Linked DNA regions of Homo sapiens: region 1 is linked to region 2. A link is a contact called in ENCODE Hi-C or POLR2A ChIA-PET data. All regions are on one chromosome and are shown on one strand. Each heading gives the region's core, a stretch centred on a gene start or an enhancer-like site at or near the end of the contact. The rest is flanking DNA. Distances are from core to core; before and after follow the strand shown. Region 1 holds the start of DPP4 (dipeptidyl peptidase 4). Region 2 holds the start of FAP (fibroblast activation protein alpha).

Evidence for each region. A loop is a pair of places that touch in the nucleus more often than their neighbours do. ChIA-PET counts read pairs that join two places held with the same protein, here RNA polymerase II (POLR2A). Pooled maps may share reads with other maps.
Region 1: a loop to region 2 is called in a map of IMR-90, with 2.7 times the contacts of the local background. The contact joins the promoter of DPP4 here to the promoter of FAP in region 2. A Hi-C loop is called at or near these places in 1 of 168 maps with a recorded cell type or tissue (IMR-90) and 2 of 50 pooled maps. POLR2A ChIA-PET finds 5 or more read pairs at or near these places in 1 of 52 experiments (AG04450).

Annotation. Positions count from the first base shown.
Region 1 is chr2:162,069,790-162,076,933 of GRCh38, reverse strand. DPP4 (dipeptidyl peptidase 4) reads left to right here and starts at 2,719. Exons shown (of 26, transcript NM_001935.4): 1 at 2,719-2,958; 2 at 3,448-3,535. The coding sequence starts at 2,953. DPP4-DT (DPP4 divergent transcript) reads right to left here and starts at 2,077. Exons shown (of 3, transcript NR_147697.1): 1 at 1,999-2,077; 2 at 1,323-1,456. It also overlaps the pseudogene TIMM8AP1. RefSeq lists a promoter at 538-2,314, enhancers at 1,869-2,566, 3,001-3,200 and a silencer at 2,591-2,850.
Region 2 is chr2:162,241,528-162,247,905 of GRCh38, reverse strand. FAP (fibroblast activation protein alpha) reads left to right here and starts at 4,461. Exons shown (of 26, transcript NM_004460.5): 1 at 4,461-4,584; 2 at 4,914-4,998. The coding sequence starts at 4,579. It overlaps LOC105373724 (a long non-coding RNA gene), which reads right to left and starts at 1,789. Exons shown (of 4, transcript XR_923544.3): 1 at 1,735-1,789.

The DNA of each region.
Region 1 (7,144 bases), core at 1,470-3,969, 170 kb after region 2:
ATCCTTATCTAGTGTTTGATTATCAATGCTGGAGAAAAATATCTGTAAGAGTGTTTATACAGTACACTTCAGTTTTCTTGATGATCTCCCTTTCCTATATGATGATTTGCTTAAATATCCATATTAAGTATAGTCTCAAGGTAAGGTAGGCAGCCTGAGAGTCTAGAGGTCTTTAGTTTTAAAGGAATCTAGCCAGTGAACATAATTCTTATTACTAGACTGCCACAAGGAAGAAATTAACTTACCCTGTATATCAGGGTACAAAAAATTCAATGATGTGCCTAAATAAGTTATAAAGATTTAGGCCAATCATAAGCTAACAGCAGTTTCAGGTAGAGGTGCATGCCTAATGTTAATTAGTGTAGATTCCATTTACTGCATTCTTTTGATCACTGAAATAAAAGCTATATAAGATTCAAAAAAATTGATTAACTCTGTAAAGACCCTATATTCAAATAATGTCACACTCTGAAGTCCTAAAGGTTGGGATTCTAATATATCTTTTGGAGGGACACAATTCAATCCATAACATCAAGTAACTGCACAACCTAGCTACCCTAATAAACTGAGTGTTGCCTAATCTACCACATGATAAAATTGGGCATTTGCAGGAGCATGCTATTATTAAGCGAAAATTGTATCTATATGATAAAGGAGATAAGCCCACCAGGTCCACAAGGCACAAGAAACTCAGACTAGCAGAAAACTTAGACTCTATGATGCCTGCTCCCATTGACTCAATGTCTCTCCCTCAGTGCACACCTATAGCTTCACAAGGAGTTTCCTACAACTAGGCAACAGATGAGGGAAAGGAGTCAATGTTATGCAAAGTAAGCTGGCACTAGCAATAAGTAGATGGCTGCTGCATCAGAGTCCCTCCCAGGGATGTCCTGAAACACAGCAGAAAGGGAAATCTTACTGACAAACAGAACTTTGAGCAGAACATCTGCTTTTCTATTTTGCAAGAAAAAAGAGATGGCCCAATGTAAGATCTACACTGACTCATCAGTGGTGGCTAATGTGTTGGCCAGCTGCTACCTTAAGGATTTGGAAAAAACAAGATTGAAAGACTGGTGACACAGAGGTCAAGGTGGGGGAGGCATGTGAGAGAGTCTCTTGAAATGGGCACAGGGTGTGAAGATATTTGCGTCTCATGGAGTGCCCTCCAGAGAACAAATTGACCTGTCCCGTAGATGTCAGCCAGCCTCCTGCCAGCTTCCTTGGGGCTTGCTGAATGTACAATGAGTGCCATGGTGCTGGCATGGAGATGAAGCACAGGCTTAACTCTCCAGACTTCCTTCACCGAGGCTGATGTGGCTTACCAATGCTGAGTGAGCAAAATGCTGAGAGTGAAGGGCAGCACTGAGCCCCCTGTGGCACCATTCCCCGTAGTCCGTGTTAAATGGCCTCTCTTCACAGCATCAGTTCACAGGGTCCAGTAACACCATTGACTCATCTTCCTCAGCAGTTGGAAGAGGGAGGAGGAGAGTTAGTTTCAGCCTCTGGAGTTGGGGGTGAGTGAGGATACTGATGTATCACAAGCAACTAGTGGGCAAGGGGGAAAAGATGACTGAGTTCAAAAGCAATGCCTGGATTGGAAATAAAAGATGGAAAATTGCATTAATTCATAATCATGTGGTAATGCCCCATCGGACTCTGCATTCTTAATCTTTTACCTCTACTGACAGAGAGGCTTTGCTTTTCAGCTGCTGTGAACAAGCTGAAGAGGCCTTATCCTCTTATCTGCAAGAGTGGAAGTAATCACAGGGGGCCCTAAAGGCAAATGTTTACCTGTGTATTTTATCGTGAAAGTGCCAAGGGTCCAGACCTCACCTCTCTTGTCCCACTTTATCTCCAGTACCTAGAAGGGAGGCTGGCACATTGTAACCACTCAAACATCTGTGGATGACTGGAATAAATGGGAGGATGTAGGAATGAATGAACGAATGAATAATCCTTTAGGGAACAATAGAGAGCTGGGGGAGGGAGAAGCCATACCTGATCTTTTATTCTTCTCCAAAACCCTTGAAAAGACTATGAGAGGCCGCATAGAGTAGCCATTAAGACCTTGAACTCTTAATTTAGGATCTACAACTTCCTAGCTGAATGGCTTGGCCAAGTTATTTATTCTCTGTGTACAGTCTTCCTTCCTGTAAAACAAACACAGTAAATGCTTAGAGCAGCACCTGGGAAAAAGTCAAGTTCCACATAAGTGTTACTGTCATTATTTTTGTCATCTTGATGAGTGTGTAAGCCTGCAAGACAATCGGGAAATTCCCTAGGGAGGGTGAATCCAGATACTCAGCTTCCAAGGGCCATTCAAGAGGGAACAATCACCTTTTCTCTTTGCCTTTCATACTGCTTTAGACCCCTCACTGCTTCCTAACATAACTTTCACTGGCAAGAGACGGAGTCCTGGGTTTCAGTTCCAGTTGCCTGCGGTGGGCTGTGTGAGTTTGCCAAAGTCCCCTGCCCTCTCTGGGTCTCGGTTCCCTCGCCTGTCCACGTGAGGTTGGAGGAGCTGAACGCCGACGTCATTTTTAGCTAAGAGGGAGCAGGGTCCCCGAGTCGCCGGCCCAGGGTCTGCGCATCCGAGGCCGCGCGCCCTTTCCCCTCCCCCACGGCTCCTCCGGGCCCCGCACTCTGCGCCCCGGCTGCCGCCCAGCGCCCTACACCGCCCTCAGGGGGCCCTCGCGGGCTCCCCCCGGCCGGGATGCCAGTGCCCCGCGCCACGCGCGCCTGCTCCCGCGCCGCCTGCCCTGCAGCCTGCCCGCGGCGCCTTTATACCCAGCGGGCTCGGCGCTCACTAATGTTTAACTCGGGGCCGAAACTTGCCAGCGGCGAGTGACTCCACCGCCCGGAGCAGCGGTGCAGGACGCGCGTCTCCGCCGCCCGCGGTGACTTCTGCCTGCGCTCCTTCTCTGAACGCTCACTTCCGAGGAGACGCCGACGATGAAGGTGAGTGCCGCGCCACGTACGTCCCCGGGGCGAGCTGTGGGGACCTCTTCGCCAAACTCCCCAAATGGCCCAAAAGCTGGCGAAACCGGACCAGGGACTCCCCTTAGGCGGAAGCCCCAAGGCCACCCTCTGACAGGTGAAGGGACGTCCCAGAGCTCTCGCTTAGCTTTCGGACCCTGGCTTCTGCTAGGACCCTGGCGTCGAGCTTTGAATGTCCCGGAGAGCCACTCACAGAACGCACGCCCGAACCCGGGCAGGGGTAGAGAAACCAACGCTAATGTGCTCTGAAGGCACAAGTTCAAGGGCACCCGCCTTAGAGAACTCCAACTGGCGCACTCCAGACGCCACCCCCACCCCCAGCCCGCGGTCTCCCTCTTCTAACGCACTCCCACCTGCAAATCCTGCTGCCTCTGGAGCAGCCCCGACCCTCCTACGGAAACTGGGGCCACACGCTTCCCTCTAATTGGACTTGATCTGCTCGGCTTGCAGACACCGTGGAAGGTTCTTCTGGGACTGCTGGGTGCTGCTGCGCTTGTCACCATCATCACCGTGCCCGTGGTTCTGCTGAACAAAGGCAGTAAGTTTGAAACATTTGAAAAAGATAGGACAGTTGGAGCTCAGGTCAGGCTCCGTCTTACCACGCTAAGGGAAACGAGGGATTTTGCGTGGGGTTGGACCAGTGCCCCGAAGTGTAGCTGAGAAGGCTTCCCAGTTGTTGTTGCTGCTTGTAGAGCAGCAGCTGGATTCACTTCGCGGGGTCTTCAGTGTTTAGGCTGAAACTCTTGCGGCTTTCACGTCTTGTTATGTATAATAAATGCATGCTTCCTGAAATTAGGGAGAGTCGGGATTTTTAAAATTTCAATTTTAAATTTAATTTGTAAATTTTTAAATTTACATGTAATTTTTGAGAAAAGTTTTTGGGTGTGATCGAAAAAGGAAAAAAGGCAGTGTTTAAAGAGCCCAAAGACAGCAGTAAGGATATCTGAAATGGAAAGGAAAAATGAGAAAGCAAGCCCCAAAATACAGTTTTGAGAAATGATGTTCCACAGGGAACCCAGACTGTTTTCCCTCAAGGGTGGTGAGAATTCAGTTGGAGGGTGGGGAGGCAGGGAAGTAATTGACCAATTTAGCAGTATTGCAGAGCTAAATAATAAAGCTGGTATACACGATAATATTTAAGAAGGGTCTGGAATCAGTGATGTTTTGGTGGATTCTTTTATTTAAGGACTTTCATGTCTTTTTAGCTTGCCTAAATGTATAAAACACTCACATAATGGAATACTCACTGTAGGATGCAAGCAAGTGAGAACTACTAGTTTCAGTCTCCCCTGGCCTTACTTTCCTTTTAAACACTTGCTTTCATTTCAGCATTACACACTATAAATTAGTCAGCCAGTTAAAGCATTCTCTCTGGAAGATTTAGTCAACTGAGGAATGTATAGTCAGTGCTTGCATACTCAAGGAGTCTTATCTAGATTTTAGGATGACAGTTCAGAATTAGATTGTAGAGCTATGAAAACCATGCTTGCTGTGCAATTCAAGGCCAGGGCAAATGTGCCAAAGGTTAAATAACTGAATGGGTTGACCTACTGCTAATGAAATTTGAAGAAACCAGTGGTTGCTACTATTTTATACCATTAAATGACAGTCCACTTAAGCTTGACTCTTGTGGACTGTTAAAATATAACTATTTTCATAAAGCAACTCTTTGTGTAAACCATACATGCAAAGCCTTGTGGGAGAAGAATGTGCTAGTCATACAATTGATAAATATAGGGCTTACAGGCTTACATTATGTTCCAGGCACCGCGTTAGTTGCTGCAAATACAAAGATTAAATTTTGTAAATATAAATATAAAGGCCCTGACCTCAAGGACTGTATAAGCTAGTGGGAACATGCAAACAAATATGACTTGTTTTACATATATATGTGTGTATGTGTGTGTGTGGATACACACATATATAAATAGAAATAATCTGTATGTTTCTCTCCAAAACATCACTGAGGCATCACAGCATCGCTGGAAGTTTGAGTAAAACTGTAATTATCAGAACTTCCGTTAAAGCAAGTTGGAAGGAATACTGTACTTTGATAAGCCACTTGAGATGGCCAGTGAAAAGGCCTAGGGATCTGAGGCTTGCTGCAGTTAACTCTGAGAATTTTGTTTTGCTGGGTAGGGTATACAGGCCAGGAAGAGCTGTTTTGCCATTTCTGCTAAATAGCACCTGGTATCTTCTCCAAATGAAATTTGAACACATTTCAAGAATGTTCTCTTGAGGAGGACTTCCTGAGAGACTCAACTTGTTTCCATATAACTACTCTTATGATTCAAAAAAATAACTTAGAGGTGCTTGAGCAGACTGCTCTGGAGGTTAGAAGGAACACTTCTGGGAAAGTCTCCCCCTCCCGGGTTCAAGTGATTCCCTTGCCTCAGCCTCCCGAGTAGCTGGGACTACAGGCACACACCACCACGCCCGGATAATTTTTTGTATTTTAGTATAGATGGGGTTTTACCATGTTGGCCAGGATGGTCTTTATCTCCTGACCTCATGATCTGCCCACTTTGGCCTCCCAAAGTGCTGGAATGAAAGGTGTAAGCCACTGCACCCGGCGGAGAGACTTCTTATAAGAGGTTTCTTTTGTGGGCCAAGCTTGAATAGTTAACATCAGTTTCTGGAGATAAGATATTCCAGAAAATGCAAATGCCCTGTGTTTCAACACAGAGACATGAGATCACATCCTGTGTTAGGGATTATAAAAGGATCCAGGGCCCCAGAGGAGGGTGGGAAACAGGCAAAAGAGTTTGATTCTAAGCTGGAGATGATGCAGTGAATGATGTTTTGAGCATGCCTGAACTGTTGGCCATGACAGTGGGAAGGTGAGTTGCAATGGAGCAACACTGGAGGGGGAAGTGAGGGAAATGGCCCAGGACACTTACAGTACAGGTCAGAATTTGGAGGCTCCAGAGCTACTCAGAAATGTGAATGACTGGACTTCGGTAACCGGTTAAACAGAGAGAGGTAAAGGAGAGGGTGGCTAAGGATACCTCTTGGACAACCAGGTGGAGATGTTGTTTCATGGTGGCTTTATTTATTTACCACTCTAGTAATTTCTTGTCTGTATTTCTTAACTTGTATGTATGTATGTTTAAGGAAAAAAGGGAAGTCATCTTGTTAACACTTCTGCCTTATCATAGGAATAAAGATAAAAGCTCAGGAATGCAGCATTTTCACTAAATCAGCAATACCTTTCCTGGGCTGTGCCATAATAAAGGTCAGCATTCCTTACAAAAAAGTCAAAGTCATCACCCAAGAAATGCCCTCCATGTTGTCAATCAAGCTTTCAAGTAAACAAATAGAGTGAAGGAAAAAGGAAGGAAGTAGGGAGAAAGGAAATGTAAAGGGAAGGGGAAGGGAAAGGAAAGGAAGAAGGAAGGAAGGAAAGGAATTTGATAGAAAAACAAAGCAAAGACCTAAATTACGTGGAAACTAAAGAATTAAACAGCCAAAAGGAAGGAGGAAGCCATGAGCAAACCCAAGTTCATCCCCTGAGAGGTTGATTTAAGAGGTCAAGCATTTCCATGTGAAATGCTTACTTTAGCAAAACTAGACACACCCAGAACAGGACGGGGGCTAGTGAATGGGGAGCCAGAGAGAGAGAGAGAGAGGCTTAATACTATTGTCATATATTTAAGAATAAAAACTCCTTGAAGTCATATTATTCATTTCACCAAGCACAATCAAAAGTTCACCCTCTTCTGTGTATATAATAAATGATTGTATGTTTTAAATTTTTTTTCAATCATCCTACTATAGGAGGATATTGCATATGTAAGCATTCAGTTTCCCCAAGAATCAGTGAGAAATACGTAAAAATACTTGTATGGAATTGTAGAACTCTTCATGGCTTAGTGGTAATAAAATTCACATGCAGCATTTATGATTCCTTTATTTTTTCTTTTACACTATATTATATGCTGAAATTTGAAATATTTGGTTATTTGTCAAATAGTTTTATTATTATTGAATTTTATTATGGAAAAGAAGTATATCTCTTCTTTTGCTCCTTTCACTGCTTTAGTGGTAAATTTCTTCTATACCTTCTTTCGGTGGAAAGGAAATTTGACTGCTCACCCATCCATCAGTAATAAGAGAAAACCCAAATGTGAAGGAGACAGGAATAATC
Region 2 (6,378 bases), core at 3,212-5,711:
ATACCCTCCTCTGAGAGCCCTAAACATAGGTTAAATTGTGTTATAATGTAAGACTATCTGGGTTTATCCCATCCCTACCACTCAAAAGTTATGGGACTTTGGGGAAGTTATTTAGATTTTGTGTGCATCCATGTCCTCATCTGTAAAATGAGGATAATAATAGTACGAATGTTCTGGGGATAAAAGGAGATAGCACGTGCAAGTGCTGAGAAAAAAACGTCATGATCAATAAGAGTATTCAATAGACATGAACTAGTAGTAGTAATATTCTCTAATCTAAAAATGCTAGTGAAAAAACAATATGTGTTAACAAGTTATGTTAGTCTATAGGTGCTTACACATTCTATTTATACTATTTAAACAGTCTTCTTGTTGGTTAACCACTTCTAAAAAGATGTAGTATTTCCCTATTTAAATGACAATGAAGCACTGATTTATCTTCTGAGTCTTTGTGTCCTCAGCACTCAAAGAAATGGGTTGTGTCTCTGTTCTGTTTCTTTTCTAACCCCATTTTGATAGTTAACCCTTTGGGTCTCCAAGGAGCACTTGCCCTAATTATGATAGGATAATGAAACACTGACATCTAATTATAACATTTATGAAGGTAGTAGATGCCAATTACAAACTAGGAGGCATGTGGCTTTATATTCTTCCTTATGTAACAATTGTGGTTTTAGAAAAGAGATCAGATTCAAAAAATAGTTTGAGCTATATCATTTCCCACTGATGCTATATTATGCCACTTCTTCCAGATCTATAACTATGTGATAGTTATTTTGAGCTTTGAAGACCTCAGGACTCTTTCTAGCTTGGAACTCAAAAATCTCTTTGACGATGGGTATTTTGTTGAATCCTTTCATTTAAGCAAGTCCCTGGAGGAAGAGCTTTTAACCCAGGCACTATATAAATAATCATCGGATTAATAGACCCCGATTAAAAAAAAACTGTAAACAAATTAATATTTTGAACACAGTCCTTGTAGAGTGAAATTGTGTTCTTTTGAGATATGTGTAACAAAGTACTTTGAGGATGTGAACATCATTAATATTTTAGCCTTAATTATTTTACCCTCACAACCTTAAGTGTCCCCCAACAGCAAATCAGTGAAATGTCAATTATAATTTTAAAAAAAATTTATCACTTTGGAATAAAACTTTAGGAAGTATCACAAAGAAGCAATGTAAGGTGGTAACACTGGGTCCTGTTAAAATCTTGGGCAAGTTATCCAGTTTTTCTAGGCTGTTTCCTAATCATCAAAATGAGTTTTGGTATGGATCAGATGAAATAATGCATTAAAATCACTTTGTAGATAACAGTAAACAATAAATGTTTATTGAATCTGAGGAATCAAATGGGTAGGATGTTAGGAGCTGTTAGGCTCTCTAGAAGCAAATTTTTACTTTAAAGAGTATAAAATCAGGCTTATGTTTACTGCACTTGTATCCTTATTCCCCTTGTAACTTGTCCTTAAATAATTTGTCATGGCTTTTGGTTAATAAACACATCTCTCTTTCATCTCCCCACCATAAAATAAAAAGATAACATCCTTATGCTCTCAGCATGGTCTTACCTTCAGACTCTAGAAATACATAGCTGGATGTGTTTTCTGGGAAAACATATAAATTAAAATCATTTTTGGCAGGTAAACATTGGCTACTAATAAATAGTTCTAGTAAGCTCTCCTCCTTATAACCTAAGGATTTATGTTATAGCTCACTTATCCAGTGGGCTTACCAGAATGCAGTCATATTCCAAAGTCAGCCTTACAAGGTCCCTCTCTGGAAAGAACTCAGTTGATGAGCCTCTACTCTCCTAATTGCTGCCCTTACATTTTTACATGACAAATCATCATCCTTTCTGGTTTTGCAGCATTTTAATAGACCCAGAGTTGCTTTCTGAGAAAAGTCTCAGTACTAACAAAGGTTAGAACTAACAAAGGTTGAACTAAGGATGACATGCATGTGGTATGTGCCCTTTCCAGTCCTCTTCCCAGGTCCATGAAGAAATCACCAACCAGTGAGAACACTCTTTCTACAGAACACAAACTCAGCTTCAGGCTATTTCTGAACAAGAGCTTTAGGAAGCAAAAGGAAACAAGTATGTAAGAACATTAAGAACATACCTGCCATACTTATACTAGAATGTAAGTTCCTTAAGGGCACAGACTGTGTCTGATTCATTTTTGTTTTCTCAACAAAAATGTTGATGGGGTGTTAACTAATTGTATAAAGTAGGAATAAGAGTCAGTTTCGTAAATGTTTTTTAAAAGTTGACAAAAGTATTTTCATTTTGATTCCAAAATTAAAAAAAGCTAATAAAGATATTACAATATTTTAAAAATCCAAATTTTATGAGAGTTCTTGTCTGGATGAAAATTAGAATACATTCACATTATCTCAAACGAATGAACATGTGTGACTTTATAAAAACAATACCTCCCTAAACCATGAATTCAGATGGAAAAACTCGACATCTTTATTTCTGCAGTCAGTCTCATTTTTCTTAAAACAGTTCAAACTAGTAAGAATTTTCCAGAAGTTACAGCTTGACTCACCCAACCTTCCAAGGAAAAAACAAAAAAACTTAAACAGACATTGTTTCACTCTCATCATTTCCCACCCTTACTAATAGTGGCAACTTAAGTGTATCTTAAAGCACTCCAACCTCTTCATAGAGCCTATTAAATGAGTATCTTGTGGACACCCACACACAGTCATAGAATCCTAAGTGGTGCTCAGACCAGTCACATGTCAGTGCATTCTTAATTGCTAGAGCTAACATGCTCTCAGCATGGTCTTTTAATTACACCCTAATAATTTATTATAGTTTCTCTCTACAATGTAAAGTCTTGGAAATCACCCACTAAAAAGTGCCTGTGTACTCTGGGGCTTTGGCAGGCTAGGGCAGAACTTCTGAGAACACGGTGTGTTCCAGAGAAGACAATCAATCTGAGAGGACTTACACAGAAACAGTTCATTCAGGACCTGGCTGCTGGCTTTTATCTGAGATCTGAGGATTTCACAATCACTTGGAGATACCTACAAGTGTATAGCACACCTTGGATATTACTCTTAATGATTACTTCATTTTGTAAAGAGGTGACTCCACCAACAGCAAAGGAGAGGGCCCAGCCCCAGCCACCAGGAATACAGTTCTCTGCCAGTAAGTGCCTAATGACTCATTTTCCTCAACAGAATTTTCATAAGGCTGGAATTCAGGGAGGGATGTCTGGAGAATGTCTGAAAGGAAGTTCACAAGCCACTGTCCTGCTCTTTGCTGGAGAAAGTGTCCCGTGGTAGCCAGAGAAGTTGACTAAGGCAAACAGCAACATGTTTTGGTAACATTTCCCCATTACCTTTCATGTACAATCCAAGAAAGGTTGCCATGAAGTGTTTTAATCAGGTTGGGAACATTATAAACTTCGAAAAAAGAAAACCATTAGTGGAAAAATTAAGGACACAGTAGATTTAACAACTGTGTTTACGTGGAACCACAAAATCTATCCAAGTGAATTGCATTAAAACAGACAGAACACTCCAAGAAACTGTTGTATGTGTATTTTTTTTAATTCAGTCAACCATTTTACTAATCTGTCAAGATGACCAATTTCTTTGGAATTATGTAGATTTAGCCAAAATGAAATTATACATAAGATTTACTTTTCTTTTCAGATGCTTTTTTATTTATTTTTAAATCTTTATAATTACTAGATGTTCTCCTCTCTCAGAAGATATTCTGAGAGGAAAGCAAAAATACCACTCTTGTAAAGCCATTTCCATTCTTCCAAAGGTCTGCTGGTAAATTATTCTTACTGATCTTTCCATCTTTCTAGCCTGTGCATACACACCTAACCCATACTAAATTTCACCAGATGGCATTTTATTTCTTTAAAGTAAAGCAGCCGTGGGTTTAGACAGTTGAATTTTTAAACTTCTGTATTTACTGAAAGTGCATATGGTGCTATATGGACAAAGAAATTGTGCTGAAAGAAAAACATTTCTGTCTGCAATACCTCATAATCTTCCAGAGGAAAAAAAAGTGCAGTTATATGGCACATTTCTCACAAAATCTTATGTGGCTTCAATGTTCTTCCTCTGTTAAAAAGTAGATATATGTTTAATGTACAGACCTGCAAGTTTCATTATTTTAAATTCATCTTTTAGTGGCAAATAAAAATGTTATGCAAAACCCAATGACTTGCTAAAGTGATCCTTCAGTGAATTCTAGAAGAAAATGCAACATAAACCTGAACTGGTAAAAAAGAAAAAATAAAAACCTCTGTATGTCAACGTAAGCAGATGTTGGTGTAGTTACAAGGATGAGAAGGCTATAAAACTTCCCTTGAGTCACTCACAGTTCATTTGAGGGCCAAGAACGCCCCCAAAATCTGTTTCTAATTTTACAGAAATCTTTTGAAACTTGGCACGGTATTCAAAAGTCCGTGGAAAGAAAAAAACCTTGTCCTGGCTTCAGCTTCCAACTACAAAGACAGACTTGGTCCTTTTCAACGGTTTTCACAGATCCAGTGACCCACGCTCTGAAGACAGAATTAGCTAACTTTCAAAAACATCTGGAAAAATGAAGGTTAGTATAAGCAACCTCAAGTATTCTTAAAAAATTAGGGTTGGCTGGATTGAACGTGATCAGAGTTTTCTATTGTTTAGAAGGTGAAGATTTGTACATAAGTATTTACTTCCTCAATGGGTTGGGATTGGAAAATTGTTCTAAATATACTGTAGAAACATTTGTCCTTGCAGAGCTGGAAGAATTCCAGCAATTATAGCCGGATCAGTGGAAAACAATCAAAAGCTTTGTGGGGCGAGAGAAAAAGGATTTAGGTGTAAACAAAATCTTGCCATTTCTACTATTTAGCAGGAACTGTGTGTATGCCTAATTCTCTTTATTTTATGTAGACTTGGGTAAAAATCGTATTTGGAGTTGCCACCTCTGCTGTGCTTGCCTTATTGGTGATGTGCATTGTCTTACGCCCTTCAAGAGGTAAGAACTTTCTCTGATTTGCTCTATCTGCCTAGAATAGCTTGGAAAATGTACTAATGCAAGATCACAAGTGGTTGAACATTTCCTAAGTGCTTATGTTCCAAAGTAAGTCTGTTATTTCTAAGAAGACATATAAGCTCACAGATATGTTGTTGTGCAAGACCAGAAATACTGAGGAATTTAAGGCATGGGTAGGAAGAGATTTACAGTGTTATTTCAGCAATAGAAAAACCTAAGAACTATGCTGCATCACCCCCACAACCCCCAAAAATATATGCTAAATACAAGCTTTGACAGGCCTTTAGAAACAACATTTTTAACTAACATTGCTTTTCATTATTAGGTTTGTCTCGTGGAAAGTAAAAATGAGTAAGAATGGAAAAGTTAAAACAGAATCTATGGACTTTTTTTATTACTAAATAGTCTTTCCAAAAATTTAGGGAGGAAGTTGAGAATACAGATCTCAGGAATAGCTGTATAGAAAAAGCAAAGTTGTTGTTTTAGATGTAGTAGCACTGCACATCAAATTAGAAAACCAAACATTGTTAAGCAAGCATTTTGATCAGTCATAAATTGGATCCTTTTACAAAAAAGGCTTAGATTGACACTGATCTCACTTTGCTAAAAATTGGAAGGTACTATGGGCTGATATCAGAGCTAGTTTAAATATAAAGTAGGACTATGTTGATAGATAATCTAGTGATATTAGGGAAATAGCTTTTTATGAAAATATTTATGAAGAGAAACTCAAGCTTCTGAAATGGAAAAAAAATCCAGTAATAACAGGTCTTATGTCTTTGTGTCTAGGAAAGGGGAAAAATTTGTACTAATAAATACTAAAAGTTTATGATAACAAATGTGGGAAATATCTTGGTTAAAAGTTAACTGATAGTAAATGAAGATCAATAAAATAACTTCAGCTAAAGAATGTATGAGTCCTGAATGACTGGACTGTTGCTATTAAAAAGAACATAGAAAAATGTTTTCGAAAATTAAAAATAATCATGAGATTTTCACAGAATTACAAAATAGAATAGGTTAACCCATAAGATGAAGTCAGCTGATATCTTCAGTGTTAATTTCAGTCTTTGTTTCTGCTCTCTGCCAGCACAAGATTCTTCTTAGGCTGTTGAGAGGTATGTAGTGTGTGTACATATCTTTCATAAATTTTCATGTTAAAATTGTTTTCAGACTCATCTCTGAACTCAGTGGTCTTGGGGCCACATTTCCCTCATACCAGCAATTGTCAGGTAGTGGATTAGGTCATATAGATCCTTTGAATGTTAATTCATTAAAAATTAGCTCCTGATTTTTAAAGAAACTCAACCTTGAAATTGATACTCTGCACCCTCAGAAATAAATGTTCTTGGAACAAAAGTT